2 separate regions of the Mus musculus genome follow, and region 2 is linked to region 1. The links are chromatin loops, found by intact Hi-C in ENCODE. Cell type or tissue: left cerebral cortex. All regions are shown on one strand.

What was found. A loop is a pair of places that touch in the nucleus more often than their neighbours do. Peaks named below come from ENCODE experiments on the same cell type or tissue, not always from the same donor. Only the 100,000 strongest peaks of a DNase experiment are listed, where the experiment ranks them.
Region 2: it touches region 1 in a loop (3-fold over the local background); 3 of 42 quality-filtered maps call a loop at or near these places.

The regions. Positions count from the first base shown.
Region 1 is chr7:37,767,233-37,775,232 of GRCm38, reverse strand. It overlaps Zfp536 (zinc finger protein 536), which reads left to right and starts at 5,481. Exons shown (of 6, transcript NM_172385.2): 1 at 5,481-5,637. In left cerebral cortex, a CTCF peak has its summit at 4,730; DNase peaks (open chromatin) are centred at 4,665, 5,196, 5,477, 6,050 and 4 more places; H3K4me3 peaks cover 5,744 bases; H3K27ac peaks cover 4,167 bases.
Region 2 is chr7:37,555,752-37,563,751 of GRCm38, reverse strand. All of the region lies in intron 4 of Zfp536 (zinc finger protein 536), which reads left to right. Among named protein-coding and RNA genes, the nearest start is that of 4930505M18Rik, 110 kb to the left of the region's middle. In left cerebral cortex, no CTCF peak of the experiment used is centred here; DNase peaks (open chromatin) are centred at 274, 984 and 3,857; H3K4me3 peaks cover 421 bases; H3K27ac peaks cover 1,150 bases.

The sequences.
Region 1 (8,000 bases):
GTTCAAAAGACCACAGAATATAATCAGTCGATCCAGGAAGAACTGAAATAAAGAACTCCAACTCCACTCCCACAGAGATAGTGCTATCCTTGATAATTTCTACAGAATAAAGGGGGAAAAAACCCCACCCCAAACCTTGTATTTCTCCAGATAGAATTTTAAGCACATCAGATTGGAGAATAATTCATTCCTAAACTTTTTTGGGGGGGTGGTGGTGGTGGCAGAAGATACATACATACATTCATGCACTCTAACATGGTCTAATTCATGCACTCTTGACACTCTTTAGGCCTTTAAGAGTCTCAAAGAACTAGCTTGCCATCAGTTCCAGGTTTTCCTAGCCAGAAAGGAGGGGTGTAAAGATGCAAGAGCGGGAGAGGGAGGGAGAGAGTGAGGGAGGGAGAGAAAGAGAATGATACTGGCTTTCTCTAGAGCCGGTTTAGGATCCGCAGCAGTGACCAGGCCAGTGCCCACTGCCAGTAGCTTCTTAGAGCTGGTGCAGCTACCCCACCAGGCCGGATGCTGGTAGCTCCTCCAAGTTTCTGAACCTTGCCCTCGCTCTAGAACTGCTGCTTGCATCTGAGTGGATCCTTCCGCTGAAACTGAAGGGGTGGTGGGCAGCTGGCGAGAGCTTTTCTGTATCTTTGCGTTTGATGTATTGTGGTGGTGCCCGGGAGTTTAAAATCCTCTAGTCATCTTGAAGGAGAACTTAGTTCGGACAAGTTGGAACCTGCGTTACCTGAATCAGTGCTTAAGTGCCTCAGTGGCTGGGTATTTTGTATAATCGATCTCTCTTCATCCCTTCTTAACGGTGCACAGCACAGGCCTCATTCTCATTCTCTCTCTCTCTCTCTCTCTCTCTCTCTCTCTCTCTCTCTCTCTCTCTCTCTCTCTCTCTCTCCTCACTCATCTCCTTTATTTGTCAACTCTGTAGGACCTTGTCCTCCTCTCAGTACACCCAATGCCACATGACAGCCTTTCTTTAAAAGCAAGCTGCTTGTTGGTGTCTCTGCATACTTCTTTTATTATTATTGAATTCTCTCTCTCTCTCTCTCTCTCTCTCTCTCTCTCTCTCTCTCTCTCTCCATAATGACACCAGGATCATTATATAATCCCATAACAAAGAGGCTTTTGAGGCACCCGCTTTTGTCAACTCTAGGACAGAGAATTCTTAATTGCATTATTCGGCTTCCCCCCCATCTTTCCCCTCTCCATCACTGAAATGCCCACTTTGATACCTTGGCTTGTATTATTTACCCAAACGTTCGCCTGGAGGACCAGCCTTGCAAAGTTGCCTTTAAAAAAGTTATTTTGTTTCGTAATTAAGTCTCGGAGCCCACCGCGATGATTATTCTGGACCCATAAGGCAGAGAACCTGCATGACGTTTTTCTCGAAGTTTAATTACCGTATGCTAATTTCCTTGCCTACTACGTGATTAATTAAAATCATATTTTCATAATCATTTGGCACTAGTATTGTTTTAGAATTATCATGATCTCCTAAATAGTGTCTGTAAATAAAGTCGCCTCTAATGGCAGGCGCGGGAGGCGAGGCTGAGGACCTCTCGGTGTTTGTATCGCGGCGATTGGCAACATAACGGCCTTATTTACATTAAATACGCCACAAGGTTACAGCGCGGATCAACGTCATTTGATCGCTGATGACTCCCTTAAACGCCCGGGCTGTGACTGATTCTCCACGTCCCGCTGTCCACCGAGATTCACCCGGGAGTTTTTTTTTTCACCCCAGAAAAGAAACAGACTTTAAATAGTTTGAGGAGCAGGTAAGAATTACGCGTTTTCCTCTCCCCCTTTCCGCGTCTCTCTCTCTCCTCTCTCTCCGTGGCAATCGCTCTCTGCCTCTCGGCTGGATAAAAAATTCTTTAGTTAAAGGCAGGAATGCAAAGTAGTGACAAGCGAAGGGGCTGATGTATGTCTCCGTAACGAGTCTGACAATCAGAATGTAGCTCTTGGAGAATAGATAGATTTTAATAAGTGTGTTTACATGAGCTCAAGGTCAGAAGCAAGCTGCGCTGTGTTAAATGGTTTCTTAGTTGCTAGACAGAGAGAAAAAATGGACGACCACACACCATTCTTTGTAGATTATTATATCAAGGGTTCAGTCTCCGGCTCATCAAAGCTAAATGCTGAAAGACCTATCTAGTTGCTGTGAATTACGCCAGGGCGACAATGGAGAGCGTTTTTAATGGTACAATGCATTTCACCTACCAGATAGGGGGAGGCCGAGCAGGGGATGGGATGTCTGCTGGGGTTGGATGATGAGTATCAATGAACGGGGCGATTCTGAAATGAGCTTGATGAAAAGCGAGCCTGCCCTGCTCGGGCTGGGCTGAGAGCACTTGGCCGGGCTCTGGCGAGTGGGCGACTGAGGCGCGCGAGCTGGGCGCCCGTCCCCCCTCAGCCCCGGAAAATGATCAAGTCAATCATGTGGACATGTTTCATTATTCATTGAACACAATCTTTTACAACGCTCGGTTTACGTGCCCGAGTTTGCTCCCGACGCCCGCGTTTAATGTTTTAAGGTAAGGCAAACAAAGGTGGTGGGGAGGCTGGGGTTGGGGGTGGGGGCGGCGGAGTGGAGGGGCGCGCGGGTGCCAGGTGGTGGTGGTGGCGGCCCTGATCTCTGGGAGGTGGCAAAGTGAGTTTGGACACTTGGCGTGGTTCTCTCCCCCCTTCGCCTCCCCCTCCCCCCCACCAGGCGAGGCCTGTAACCCGGTTGCTTCTCACCCCATCGCGATTAAAAAATATGGTCTAATTAAATATCCGTGGTTGTGACGTTGGCGAGAGAAGCTGTCAGCGGGGGTTAAGAGGAAAAGGGGGGGGGTATGTGGAAGAAAAAAAAAAACAGGAGGAGAAAAACCGAGTAGAGGCGGCCACCCGGCATCGAATGGCGCTGGAGAACTTCGGCGGAGAGCGGGACCCGCGCCCTGGCCGCCGCCTTCCCACCGCAGCCCCAGTCCCGGGACCGTTACTTTGAAAGGGAGTCCCCAGGGTCGAGCGCTCAGCGCGCCAGTGGGATCCGGCGTCCACCCAGCCCGGCCCGCGCCTCCTGCCTGCGCTCCCGGCCTCAGCTCGCGGCCGGGGAAACTTTCCGCAGGGTCGGGGGCCGGGGGAGCCGAGAGAGAGGGGAGGCTGCGCGGCGGAAACTTCTCCAGCGACTTTACCCGTTTGCTCCAGTGCCGGGGCTGGCGGGGGGGGGGGGGTGAGGCGGTCCCCGGCTACCTTCGCCTCCCCCCTCCACCCCCGTCGCGCCATCGTACGTGGTGCGATCTGCACTCCACCTCGGAATCAGGGGGTAATTGGCAATTATTTTTTTAAAAAATCAAAGTTAGCTGATGCTTACGGGGTGCCTAACTTACGGGTGTAGAGGGCGGCCAAGACCTGCCATTTTGTGTTTGCATCGGCTTCCTGCGTCCTAAGAGCCCCGCAAGGCCCGGCCGAGGTGCCTGGGGGGCGATCCCAGGACCTCGAGACCTTAGAGGCGCCAGAATACACGTGCGTCGCCCTCAGCACCTGCCCCAGTCCGGCCCAGGTCCCGGGGGCCCGCGGGGGCCTGAGACACAGAAATAAATAAATAAGTAACAGGTTATGGAGGGAAATGAGCCGGCTAGTCCCGAGCTGGAAACGTGAGGCCAATCAGAGTGAAGGAGTGCGGCCGAGTGTGTGTGTGGAGGGGGGCGGGGGTGGGGTAACATCGAGGAGAGGGGGCCACTGGGGGGTGGTCCTGGGAAGAGCAAGATTTTTTTTTCCTGCGGGCGGGGGGGCGGGGGCTCATCCTCAGCCCAACCCAAGGCTGGAGCGAGAATGAACGTCGCTAATAAGCCTTTCTGTTTGCTTCAAGGCATTTTTATTTTAAATTTGAAGATGAATTAAGGAAAACAGTCGTAGGCGGGACTTGAGATGTATTTTAGGCAAAAATATAATAATATAAAAATAAAAATAAAAAGAGGGTTTTCTTTGAGAAGTAGAAGTGTCCAGATCTCGATGCTCCCATCTGTTGCAATTTTGCAAACAATTACAATATAGATTATCTCCACATACATGAAGGTATGAGAAGTGAGGGAAGGTGGAAATTAGCGCTGTGGAAGTTAGAGAGAGAAAAGGAGAGAGAGAGAGAGAGAGAGAGAGAGAGAGAGAGAGAGAGAGAGAGAGAGAGACCAACTCTTCGGAGAAAATTCCCCGCAAGGTTTCTCTAGGGACAGGTGGAAAGTTAAGTGGCCCCCATTTTTCACTCCCGGTTTGTGAGTCCTTCCTGTTTGTCCGCCTCTTGGTGAGCGCACACTCAAGTCCCCGAGTTCTTTCCTGGAAGGATGCAAGCCTGGAAGGCTGGGGTCGGTGCGGGCAGAAGCCAGGGGCTGGGGCCTGGGAGGAGCAGGGCGGGGTCCCGGCCTGGCGCGCGGGTGGCAGCGGTGGCCGGGTTTTGTTTGCAGGATATTGTTTTGTCTAACGGGTGCCTCGCAGGAGACGTGATTCGTCAGCCGCCTTAGTTTTCACTTGAGCGGAAAATAACGGCGGCTACGTGCGGTCCCTGCCTGCGGGGCTCGAGCGCGCTGTGCGTGTGCATCCTCTGAGGTGCGCGCGGGTGGGCGGCCCGGGGCACCGGCTTTAGGACTAGCGGGCTAGCAGGGTGAGTGCGCGCCGAGCTGGCCTTGGGTTCCTCCTGCGCTTCTCTGGGCAGTCGCCGCCGCCGCTCTGCAGTTTAGCAGAAATCCGACAGGGGCCGCGTTTGCTGAGCGCATCCGGCCGGCTGCAGCCGGAGCGGGGCCGTGGGGCCAGGCCTCTCGGTGTAGACGTTGGGAGGGGGCCGGTGGGTAGTGGTGGGGGCAGTAGACTGGGAGGGGCGCGGGAAATGATCTTGGCCGGAGCGAGCACAGCTCCCCTGTCCCTGCTGTCCCCTCGTGTCCACCGCGAGTTGGGCATCCCCGCGCGCCGGGGCCTTGGCTTTTCCCCCACGGTCCCTAGGTCTCCAGGCAGGGCTTAGGTGAACTTGGGGTGGGGTGTGCTTGCTCATATGTGTGCGTGCGTGTGTACGTGTGTGTAGAAAGGGAGCTTAGCGTGGAGACCCTGGTTTTCTTTCTCAGTTTTTAACAACTGGATTTTGACTTTGAGACCAGCTTCGCTCACTGCTTGGGCTGGGAGGGGGGCGATCTTTCCCCATCACTCACATCTTTGTTCATTGTTCACTGAGTGCAAAGCAGGCGACTTAAAGAGAGGAAAAAGGAGGGAGAGAAAGAGAGAGGCAGAAGAGGGGGAAGAAGAGAGAAAGAAGAGGGGCGTGGGGGGCACATCAGTGTCCCCTCCTGGGTCGTGTTGGAGGGTGAAATAGTAAACCCACGCACGGAGGGTCGCCAGGAAAGTGGACATTACCGCTTTAATTAACTTCGAGATGCTCCGGCGGCGGGACCTGGCGTAGCCGTGACGCGCCCCCATAAATCTGCCGGGCCGGGGCTGCTCCAAGAACTCATACAGTAGCAGCGTCAGATTCAACGCGCGCCTCCCCCGGCCGGAGTCCATTTGCATAATTGGATTTTTTTTTTTGCCTCCTTCCTCCCTGAAACTTATTTGAAAACCCAAGTGAAAACCGCGACGACCTGCACACTCAAAAGCAAGTGCCAAGTAAGTGCCCTGCGGTGCCCTCCGCGCGCCCCGAGGTGAGGGCGCAGTGCTGGGGGCGAGTGCCCGGCCGGCTCGGGGAGAGTGTGCAGCGGGCGGGAGAATTGCATCTGCTGGGCTGGATGTTCGAGGAACTTTTTGTTTTGTTTTGTTTTTTTGCTGTTTTTTTTTTTTTTTTTAAACACAACTCCCAACCCTGTCTCTCCACTTTTCCGGCGAGGTGAGGTGACTGGGCCACGCGCATAGTTGAGGCGAGCCTGAAGAGGAGATCTTGGGGACACAGTTGAGAGTTGAGCATAGGGGTTCTTTGGGAGGGTGACGGGTCTCTGTCGCCGCCGCCACCGCCACCGTCGCTGCCGCGGCTTGGAGAGCTGAGCTGCGAGTGAGCGGGGTTGGTTGCCTGTCGCGCCGCGCCGCTGATGCAGTTTGTCGCCAAATGCCTCCCCCATTATTCTAAGGTTTGTGTCTCAGGGTGTGCGTGCGCTCGCGTGTGCGCCCCTGTGTTTTGCTGGGCTTTAAAAGGAAGAAAAGCAACCAAAACAAGAGTAGGAAGGCTTCCTTTCCAGTCTGCCTTCCCCTTCAGCGTCCTCTGTTTCTATTGCTTGAAAAAAATGGAGTGAGAGCTGTTTTGCCTAAGAGAGGGTCACCACCAACAGATTGACAATTCGGTTGGAAATGCTATCAATTCTACAGCAGAGATGTAGCTGCGGGCATGGCATGCCGGCTCCACCCTGGTCAGGGAAATGGCTTCACAATTTCAAATTGTTGAAAAAAATGCATACTATGTTATTATTAGTAGTATTATTTGCAGTGAGCAGGATGGAGGGGGAAAGTAGATTGCGTTGGAGAAGACTCCAGCTGTCTTTCCCATTTCTGGGCCTGCCTGGGAACTTGGCTGTGGGCAAGGCCCACCACCCTGCATGGCAGGGGCCTGAGACTCAGCTTCCAGCTCTGGGAGTTGCGGGGGGGGGGCACCTCCCCCCATAGCCCTTTGGCCTCTACTCTAAGAGAGCCTAGGGCTTTGGCTGAAGGCTGCTTTAGCTATGATGTCATCCTGATAGCGGTGCAAATGTCTCTTGATCTCACCATTACCCGCCTGGCTGAGTTGTTGGTAATGATAGCACTCTGCCCAGCTCCCCGACAATCAGGACACGGCGCCCTAGGAATTAGCATCCCCCACCCCAACCTGACCAACAAAGAGTCAGCTTCTGAAAGCATGGCCACTGAGCCCAGGTTTTGCATTGGAGGGCCTAACATAGACACTTAATGTGGTTGTCAGACTCCTGGACTGAGGGTCCCCCGATTTCCCAAAGTTTGGAAAACTTTTGGAAGGCTTTGATGTACAGAGCATCGTTAATCTGAGGAAACTGGACTCTTGAGAGTGAACGGGTAGCAATGCTCCCATGTGGAGGATGTGGAGGACCTCAGGTCTTGTTATAGCCATTGTATGGGAAAAGGAACTATGGTGCTCAGCTCATTAGCTGTGACTTTATGTTAGAGATAGCTGCGAGTAAACCGGCTTTAGTGTTGATTTTTAAATAGTGTACGATGATTTAAGATTTCTTTTGATTTACTGTTCAAATGAAATTTGCATAAATGTGATGAAAATGAACTTAACATCTGGGCACATGAAAAAAGGTTAGTGCCTCATATGTCATCTGCAGGGAAAGTCTTTAAAAAAACGCTTTCACCCTAAACTGGGCTGGGGAAACAGTTCCTGGAGACATAAATGGTAATTATGTAAAACCTGGAGAAAAACCGCTTTCAATACATTTGCATTCTCTTGGACCAGTGCTCTGAAAACCCATTGTGTTCTATGCCTGGAGTGTTTAACTTCTGAGCAGGCTTCAGATCCTTACAACTCAGCAATTTAACTGCTGGTCAGAGCTGTCTTCACGGAAGGCTCAGGGCAGGCATGGAGCAAACTGTCATGGTGGGTTGGTCCAAGCCAGAGGCCAATAGCCTTCATTATGGGAAAAGATAGGAACTGGTCAAGACATGTGGCCCTACTGGTTGGATCTGCCCATGGGGAGCTGAAGGCAGTGCTTGGGTATGCAATGTCTGCCGAGCCTCCAAAAGCTGACCCATCAGGTTGTCTCTTCTGCCTCAGGTAAGCCAGGAAATTTCATCAGCTCAGACCCATAAAATCCGCAAGCCTTCTTCGTGAGCTCCAAACTCCATCTTACTTTTAGAGCAAGATGAGCTTGTCTCTGACATCAGGAAATCAGTTAAACAGCCTTCCCCAAGCTTGACTGCCTTTTGCTCAAAAGTTGCCTATGAATGGCACAGGTGTTTTTAAAGTGCCTTGAATGGAAAGGGGAAAAAAAGACAGCAATGATGCTTGTGAGAATATAGATGAATTTGTT
Region 2 (8,000 bases), 210 kb after region 1:
GATTAAGGTCTCCCTCCCCTTTTCTTTCTTTCTTTTCTTTTAAAAAATTTTTTCCTTTTTTTCTTTTTTTTCTTTCTTTCTTTTTTTTTTTTTTTTTGCTTGTGCATTCCAATTGTTCTTAAAATATTTGGCAATGTCAATTAGTAACTGAGCAGAGTTAGCTGATGAACACAATTTTCCAGTAGACTGAGCACCCTATTGTTGCCGAGCGAACAGCAGATTTCTGAGGTCATTATCATTCGCTGGTTGCTTGGCCCAGCTGCTTCCTGCTGCAAAAGCCAAACTTTATACTGGAGCTCGGGGATGGCTGCAGCAACAGGGGGCTGGGAGGGGGGGAGAGCGGAGCTGGCTGCAGAGCCAGGGCCAGTCATTAGCAGCAGAGGAAACAGAAAGCAAAAGTTGAGAGGCCATTCCAGGAAAACTGCGAGGGGATCAGGCTCTGCCACCTTTGTCACCACGTTCTACCTCCAGGAGGGGAGCTAAAGGGTGCCCCCCAAGGCATGGCGGCAACTGACCTCTTGTAGGTCCCAACTTTGGGGGAACAATTGTTCCATTTATAAACTGCCTTAAGAATGTTTAGCCCATGGGAGAGCATGGGTGCCACTCCCTCATAGATAGATGAGACACTTTCGTTTTCCATTTTAAAAAGTCATTTGTAGATGCCTTTAGAAACTTGAAGATGAGTAAGCTCATGGATGGCAGGCAGGAAGCAGCGCTGTGTCATTTTGCAAAGGGACCTTTGAACGGGAGGTAGGATGAAATTCCCTGAATAATAAAATTTCATACAAGGGGCTCACTCCTATGCCCGTCAGCTTCTTCTTTTCCTCCACCCTGACTCCGGACCCCCACCCCAACCCCAGATTCATGGATTTGAAAAGCTGCACTATTTTTTTTTTAAAGCTCAGCTGTTAAAGCTGTACACCATATGCAGCCCTTCCGTCCCCGCCGTGGGAGCATGTGCAGGCGGCCACTGTGTTTGTGGAGATTTACGGAGGCCCAGCCTGTGTGTGCCGAAGCAGTGCCCAGGCAGACGCTGGCCAAGGTCCTTCCTCCAAAGTTGATGATTTGGTGGCCTCCTGCCTGGATGGATCCACTGGTTGAGACTCCTGGGGAATGTCAGAGAGGCCAAGAGTCAGAGGCCTGGGCATCCTCCCTTAGCCTTTAGCTCATGGTCCTGAGGTGGTCCACTTTCCTGGAGCAGCTTATGATGTCAGCTGACAGTCACTCACTGGCTGTCACTTCATCTCCTTTCTCCCATGGGAGCCCAATGCTTCCCAATATTTCGTTTTGGAATCAGCTTCCCATCCCAAGGTGGATTCTCATCGCTTTGTGTTTAGCAGCAACTATTTGCAAACAATATGGTGACACTCAGGGGCTTCTGTTGTCACACTTGGCCCCCTCGAATGGGGACTGTAAGCCCTGCTTCCTTTGAGGCTGCATGCTGGCTGTCCCTTAGCAACCCAGCCAGAGAAAAATGCCCTTAGCTCTGACAGTCTTCCCATCGGAAGTATGGCAGAAGAGATTCTGGAGGCCTTCAGCCTCCTCTACACTCTTTACAGTTTGTGGACACCATTTGGGGTACAGCTGATTAGATTCTAGGCCTATGCTTGCTCGAAGCCCAGCCAATGTTCAGATGATGGGCTCAGTTTACCAGTATGCAGACTGGGCGCCCTGTGGTGATCCCCTCTCTCCCCCCTGGTGTGCTCCAGCCCATGGATATGTGAGACACCCAAGGTGCTCCACGGTGCTCACCCAATTGAGCAATCAATGGTCACAAGTAAAACACGGAAGAGCAAAGGGCAGGTGACAGTGGAGGAAAGGATTAAACGGTTAGCTTGGAAAAAACGAGCACAGTTAAGTTTGTCCAGACGCAGGCATAGGAAGAATTGCCTTTTACCCATTCGCGGTTGTCTTTAGGTCGGTAGGAAATTCCACCCACCAGGTTGACTTTACCTGTGCTGAACTGGTGCAGCGTCTGTGTACAGGGTCCTTGGGGGGGTCCTCCTGCTCACCCCACCCTGGTCTTCATCAGGTAGCCTATCCTTTGAATCCCTTCTTTGGGTTGCTTTGCACCTTGCATACAAGAAATACATTTTCTTCTGGAAAGGAAGGCTGGAATGTACCTTAATTTACCCCTTGGAGGCCCAAATTTCATGTGACCTTTGGGAAGCTTGGGAGCAAGGCTAAATTTTGAGTCCTCAGTTTTACTATGGAATATTCCACCAATTCCAGACTCTAGACTCCCCAGGATATTTGGGGATCTCAAGATGAAAAATGTAGAATCCATTGAGAACTCAACTTTTTTTTGTGGGGGTGGGGTGGGCGGAGGGGAGGGAGACGGAGTTTCTCTGTGTAGCCCTGACTGTCCTGGAACCAGCTCTGTAGAATGGGCTAGACTCGAACTCAGAGATCCACCTGCTTCCGCCTACTGAGTGATGAGATTACAGTCACGTGCCAACACCACCCGGCTAGAACGCAACATTCTTGGTGCCACTTTGTAGGAGCAGTGTGTCCTGCGAAGTCAGTGAAGATTTTTGACTGTGGAGCTATATGTAAGCGTTGAGGGTAAGAGTTTGAAATACTCCTGGAGATGGACTGTCAGCTCTGGGCACTCACCTAACTAATGGTGACAGCACTGAAACTTGTGCCATCTGTAAACCTGGGGTCTCCTGGTCACCCTCCCAGGACCTCACCACCCATGTGGGTATCCAACAGGCATTTCCCACCCTTGTTGACACGCTAAGCATGGCCTGGAAGGAAAATGGCTGGCAGTGACTAGAGAGTACACAGAAGAGCCCTCCAAGATGAATGGATTGAGGAGGGTGGGCAGGCAGGTGGTGGGGGCTTTGATCTCCCCAGGAATGATCGTGGCTGCAGCTGAGAGGAGCTGAGGGTCTCCCTTGCCTTTTTCTGGCAGGATGGGATGGTGGCAACATTTACTTAAGCTGTGGAGTCTGGCACAGCCGCATCTAGGCGCCATCTGGAAGGCCCTTCTCAGAAAGCCACAGACCCTCCCCGCGGAGCTCAGAGGAGCAGCACTTGGGTAGAATTGGGGGATTTTTTTTCCTTGGGCATATCTTGAGCATCCAAGCACCTGAGTAGGCTGAGGCCCCTCCTCTGGGACTCGCATAGCTAAAGTGCGGGCTTTCCCTCTGCACTGCCCTGGTTAATTCTAGAGACAGATCAGGCTTAAGTTGGCTTTGTCAGGGGACCACTTACTGTCCCGGCTGCCTCTCCACTTGTTTATTTGATGTTGTAGGTTACTTCTTGCCTTTGCTCAATTGTTCTAGCTAAGTATAGAGACACCTTGGAAAAACAAGGCCCATTAATGTAGTGGAAGGATGCCTTTCTTTAAATTCCCTGGGGAGGCAGGATCTAGAATTCAGTGGCTAGGCTCATGACAAATAGGGTCAAAGTATACAGATTTGATACCACTCTTGACCCGATTTGCATCTTCAAAGGAAACACTAGTGTCCTAAAGCAATGAGTGTCTAAACTTTGTCTGTAGCTACCTGGTGGGTGGCTGGGGCTTCACCAGGAGCTGTGCTGAAATCAAGGGGAGCTGTCTGGGTGCAATTCAGCTGGCATTCTGTTTGCATTTTCCTTACCAAGAGAAAGTGAGGGTTTAGCTTCTTGTGGGACCCTTGGGGCTCTTGTGTGACATGTGACATGTGTCTGAGAGAAGTGAGAGACACAGCACAAGCTGACTCCTTGGCTCTGCTGCCCACCACTACACGTGGCAGGGGTGGGGCAGGTGGGAGGGGCTTCCCCCTGAAGATGAAGAGCGCTGGAGAAGAGAGTGTTCTCTCCAGTGAGCGTCCTAAGGAAGTGTGACATGGGTGGCCTTGGTTATAGTACCTTGTCACATGCTTCCAAGGATCTGGGCCATTTTTCACAATCCTTGTGAGGCAGTGCATCTGCCTGAGAAATCCTGCTTCCTTGCGACAGGTCTAGGATAGTCCACAGAGGGAAGCATTCAGTCTCTCATAGAGGTGTCTCATACAAATGGAATCCTGGTTGACACTCCACCCATTTTTTTTCCCTTGTGTCCAGACTCAGGTTCAAAGCCATCAGATGCATAAGGAAGCAGGGCCCCATCACAGTGTTACCCTTATTAAAGCGGCATGTAGGCAGTGTGTTGGCACTCTAAGCTCGGTGGCCCTTGAGTGTGGTGTGCCGCTTCCCTCTGCTTCCCCTGTCATCCTGAGAAGCACGTTGGAGCTTTTCCAACTTGCCCATTGGTGAGCTCAGTATCAAAGTGGACAGTGGTCGCTCTCCTTGAAGAACAAGTCAGATATAGTGTTGTCTTTATCAGTAAAAATATTTAAGATTTTGATAAAGCTGCTTTGTCTTGTTTGTTCGTTTGTTTATTATCCATAATGGTGGAAATGATCTTCCATCTGGACCATGTCGTGATATCATAATCCCAGGTGAGGGAGGAGTCTTGGCCTGGTTTGTGCCATTCGAAGCCAGGTCTGAACCCTCTGAAATGGCCTTGCTCTGGAGTGAGGGAGGCCGCTGCCCTAGGCTGCTCTTCCACCCATTCGTTCATTTATAGAGCATGTGCCCGTGTTCAGTCATTAATTCATCTGTTTACTTAGGGGAGGATGAAGCACTAAGTAGGTTCTGGATGCTGAGCAATATATATTGGGGATGCAAAGGTGAGGAAAGAGGGAGCAATTGTAGCCCACAGAGGCTCACACACAGTCTAGGATCTGTCAAATGATGTGGATCGAGGTGGACATCTGGAAGACAGGTGTCATTGCTCCAGGACTTTCCTGCTGTCCTGTTTGTGCCCTTACATCCTAAAGGGTTAAGGAGTTACCTAAGTGACTATTTATTTTAATAGGCCAATCTGGTCTTGAACGCTCCATCCTCCTGCCTCACCTCCTGAGTGCTGGGCTTACAGGTGTGCATCTCCTCGTCTGGCTGCCAGCAACTTACTGAGCAGAGAGGAATAGCTCGTTCCCTCTGTAGAGCCTAACCAGTCTTGGTGATGCCAGTAGCAGGCAGAAATGAAATATTAGTTACCTCTGTCCTTATTCTCATGGCATATCCAACAGAAGCAACTTAAGGGGAGAGAGTCTTATTTACCCTGAAGCCGGGTTCAGAAGGTATAGCGCATCATAGCAGGGAAGGTATGGTGGGTGAAGTGACTTGGTCCTTGGCTAAGGAAGCTTGCTATGCTGGCTTCTCACATAATACTGAACATGTGGGGGTTCTGGCCAGAAGTGAGGCTGGACAGAAACTTTTAAGGCTCTCCTCCAGCATCGTCTTTACCAGCAAGACTTCAGTTCCTAAAGGTTCTACAACCACCCAGAACTCCATCACTGCTTGGGTACCAAGCTGGAGGGACATTCCACATTGAAATCACAGCACACTGACTTGCCCCTAGCTGTGGTCCTCTCTCCTTGGCCATAAAGCACACCCACAGGAAGGTACTGGAAGAGAGTCTGGTTTCCGAGGAAGCCTCTTGAAAGGCAGGGAGTGGAAAGCAGGAGAAGCACAGGTCTCAGAGGAGCTGGGCACCTTGGCAGGGCTGCCTTGACATGGTTTTTTTTTTGAGTGAGCATCACAGAAAGGCTGGTGTGTCTACACGTGGGACAGAGAGGAGGCTCTGAAACTTGTCTCTTAGTCTCTGTCCACACTGTCATTTTCGCCACTGACTCATGAGCCGGGCAACTGGCAGACTGTGCACTGCCTGCGAACCTGTCACTGGGATCCTAAGTAAGAGCCCCTGAGTAATGGCATGACTTCATACTGGGATGTATGCTTGCTGGCACTAGCTTTGTCCATTTGACTCACACTGACCTTTCTTTACCTAGAAACTGTGCACACCTGATCACAGGGACTCGGGTGAGTTCTGGGCCAGAGGATGTGGCCTGTATAACACCCCTGTGGCAGGCTAGCAGAAGGCACTGTTGTGGTGGATGATGTTGTCCTTCTGTGGGGGCAGGAACTACACAAGGACTCATAGGTGACCTGTGCAAACAGACACTATCTGCAGTTTCTGTTCCTTGGCGCTTTTTCTTCTCATGAAATGCAACATCACAGGCCTGACTGGAGTCAGAGTCAAATACACTGTTTTTCTTTTGTTCCTCTTCCTCCTCCTCCTTCCCCTCCTCCTCCTCTTCCTCCTCTTCCTTTTTCTTCTTGTTCTTGATTTTCTTCTTCTTCTCCTCCTCCTCCTCCTCTTCTTCCTCCTCCTTTTTCTTCTTTCTCTTCTTGTTCTTCTTCCTCTTCTTCCTCCTCTTCCTCTTCCTCCTTTTTCCTCTTGTTCATCTTCTTCTTCTTCTTCCTCTTCCTCTTCCTCCTCCTCCTCCTTTTTGTTCTTGTTCATCTTCCTCCTCCTTTTCTTCCTCTTCCTCTTCCTCCTCCTCCTCCTCCTTCTTCTTCCTCTTCTTCCTCTTCTTTTTCTTCTTCTAACATTTAAGAACCATTTTGGGATAGCCAAATGGTTCAGTGGGTAAAGGTGCTTGCAGCCAAGCATGTAAGCATGAGTTCTGTTTCTAGAACCCACATGGTGGAAGGAGAAAACTGATCTTTGCAAGCTGTCCTCTGATCTCTGTATATTCACAGAGGTTCACAAACACACACACACACACACACACACACACACACACACACACACACACAAGAAACTGGATGTGGTAGCATATGCTTTTAAACCCAGCTTTCAGCAAAGCCAGCCCGGTTTACATAACAAAACCCCCAAACAATAATACAACAACAAAGGAAAAGAAAAGACAGTAGTTCACAGCAGAAGCTCACAGTTCACCTTGAAACTAGCCCTGGTCCTAGTTCCAGCCATGTTGCTGGGCTGCTAGAACAGCACTCTTCCTGCTTCTGTGGACTTCACTTTGGAGTTGGGTTGGGTAGTGGTAAAGAGTGAGATCCCTTCCAGTGTTCATGTTCTCAGGTCTCCTATCTTCTTCCACTGCTTCTTTCCCTCCCCAGCACCATTGGAATGATTTGAACATGAACCGGACTACCATATCCTGTGTGTGTGTGTGTGTGTGTGTGTGTGTGTGTGTGTGTGTGTGTGTGAGAGAGAGAGAGAGAGAGAGTGGGGGGCGGGGTGGGGGAGTTGCCAGCTAGTGGGTTGTGAGTGATTGGATTCTGAAGGCTCTGATTTTTAACCCTCTGTGGATTCATATCACACTGGGATTGGTGAGAGGTGTGTCAAGAATTCTTTCCCTGGGTAAATGTAAATAGTGTCTCCCTGCTCCTTATACCGTCCATGTGACAAACCAAAGTGCAATTCTACCTAAGTTCACCCTGGAGAACTGTGTGTTTGTCTGGCTTCATTTCCAGAGCATGAAGGAGGAGTCACTCACAGAAGCATGGGTGACACCAAAGCAGTCCCACTGGGGAAAGTCTTTGCTTGGCATTAAAGATGGCTTCCCCATAGTCATGCAGAGGTAGAGACCCTCTGCAATTAACTTTCCTTGATCTGTATTCTCTAGTACCTCCTGAGGCCCTGAGGTCAAAGGCACTTAGTACAGAATCATATACAAAAGGCTGGGAGGGGTGACTGGAAACTCAAGTGAGGGCTCAATGACCCTCCAATACAGTCTTTAAGGGAGTGCCACAGCCCCATATGTTTGATGGGCTTTTCAAGTAAGCACAGCTGATGTGTTAGAAGTGACAGTTATTGCTAGGAGGAACATTTTCTACAGCAAGAAGTGGCATAGGTAAGAGGTAGAGCCTGATTTCATGAAGGTTACTAGAGGTGTGTCCTTGCAGTTACCTCTTGCTAGGGCTTCTTCCTGCACATCCCCTTTCTCTGACGTCTGGCTTCTGTTATGTAAACCATGGTTTCCTACCATGCTCTCTCTCCATGCTGGGCTGAACTCTCTGAGCTATCTTGAGCCAAAAGAAACAATTCCTCCCTTTGGTTATTTATGTCAGGTAGTTGGTCATCATGAAGGAAAGTCTGTTCCCATCCCAGAAGTCACCCTGGCCATAGTGTAACTCCACAGGGCTCATCTTCTGTTGGG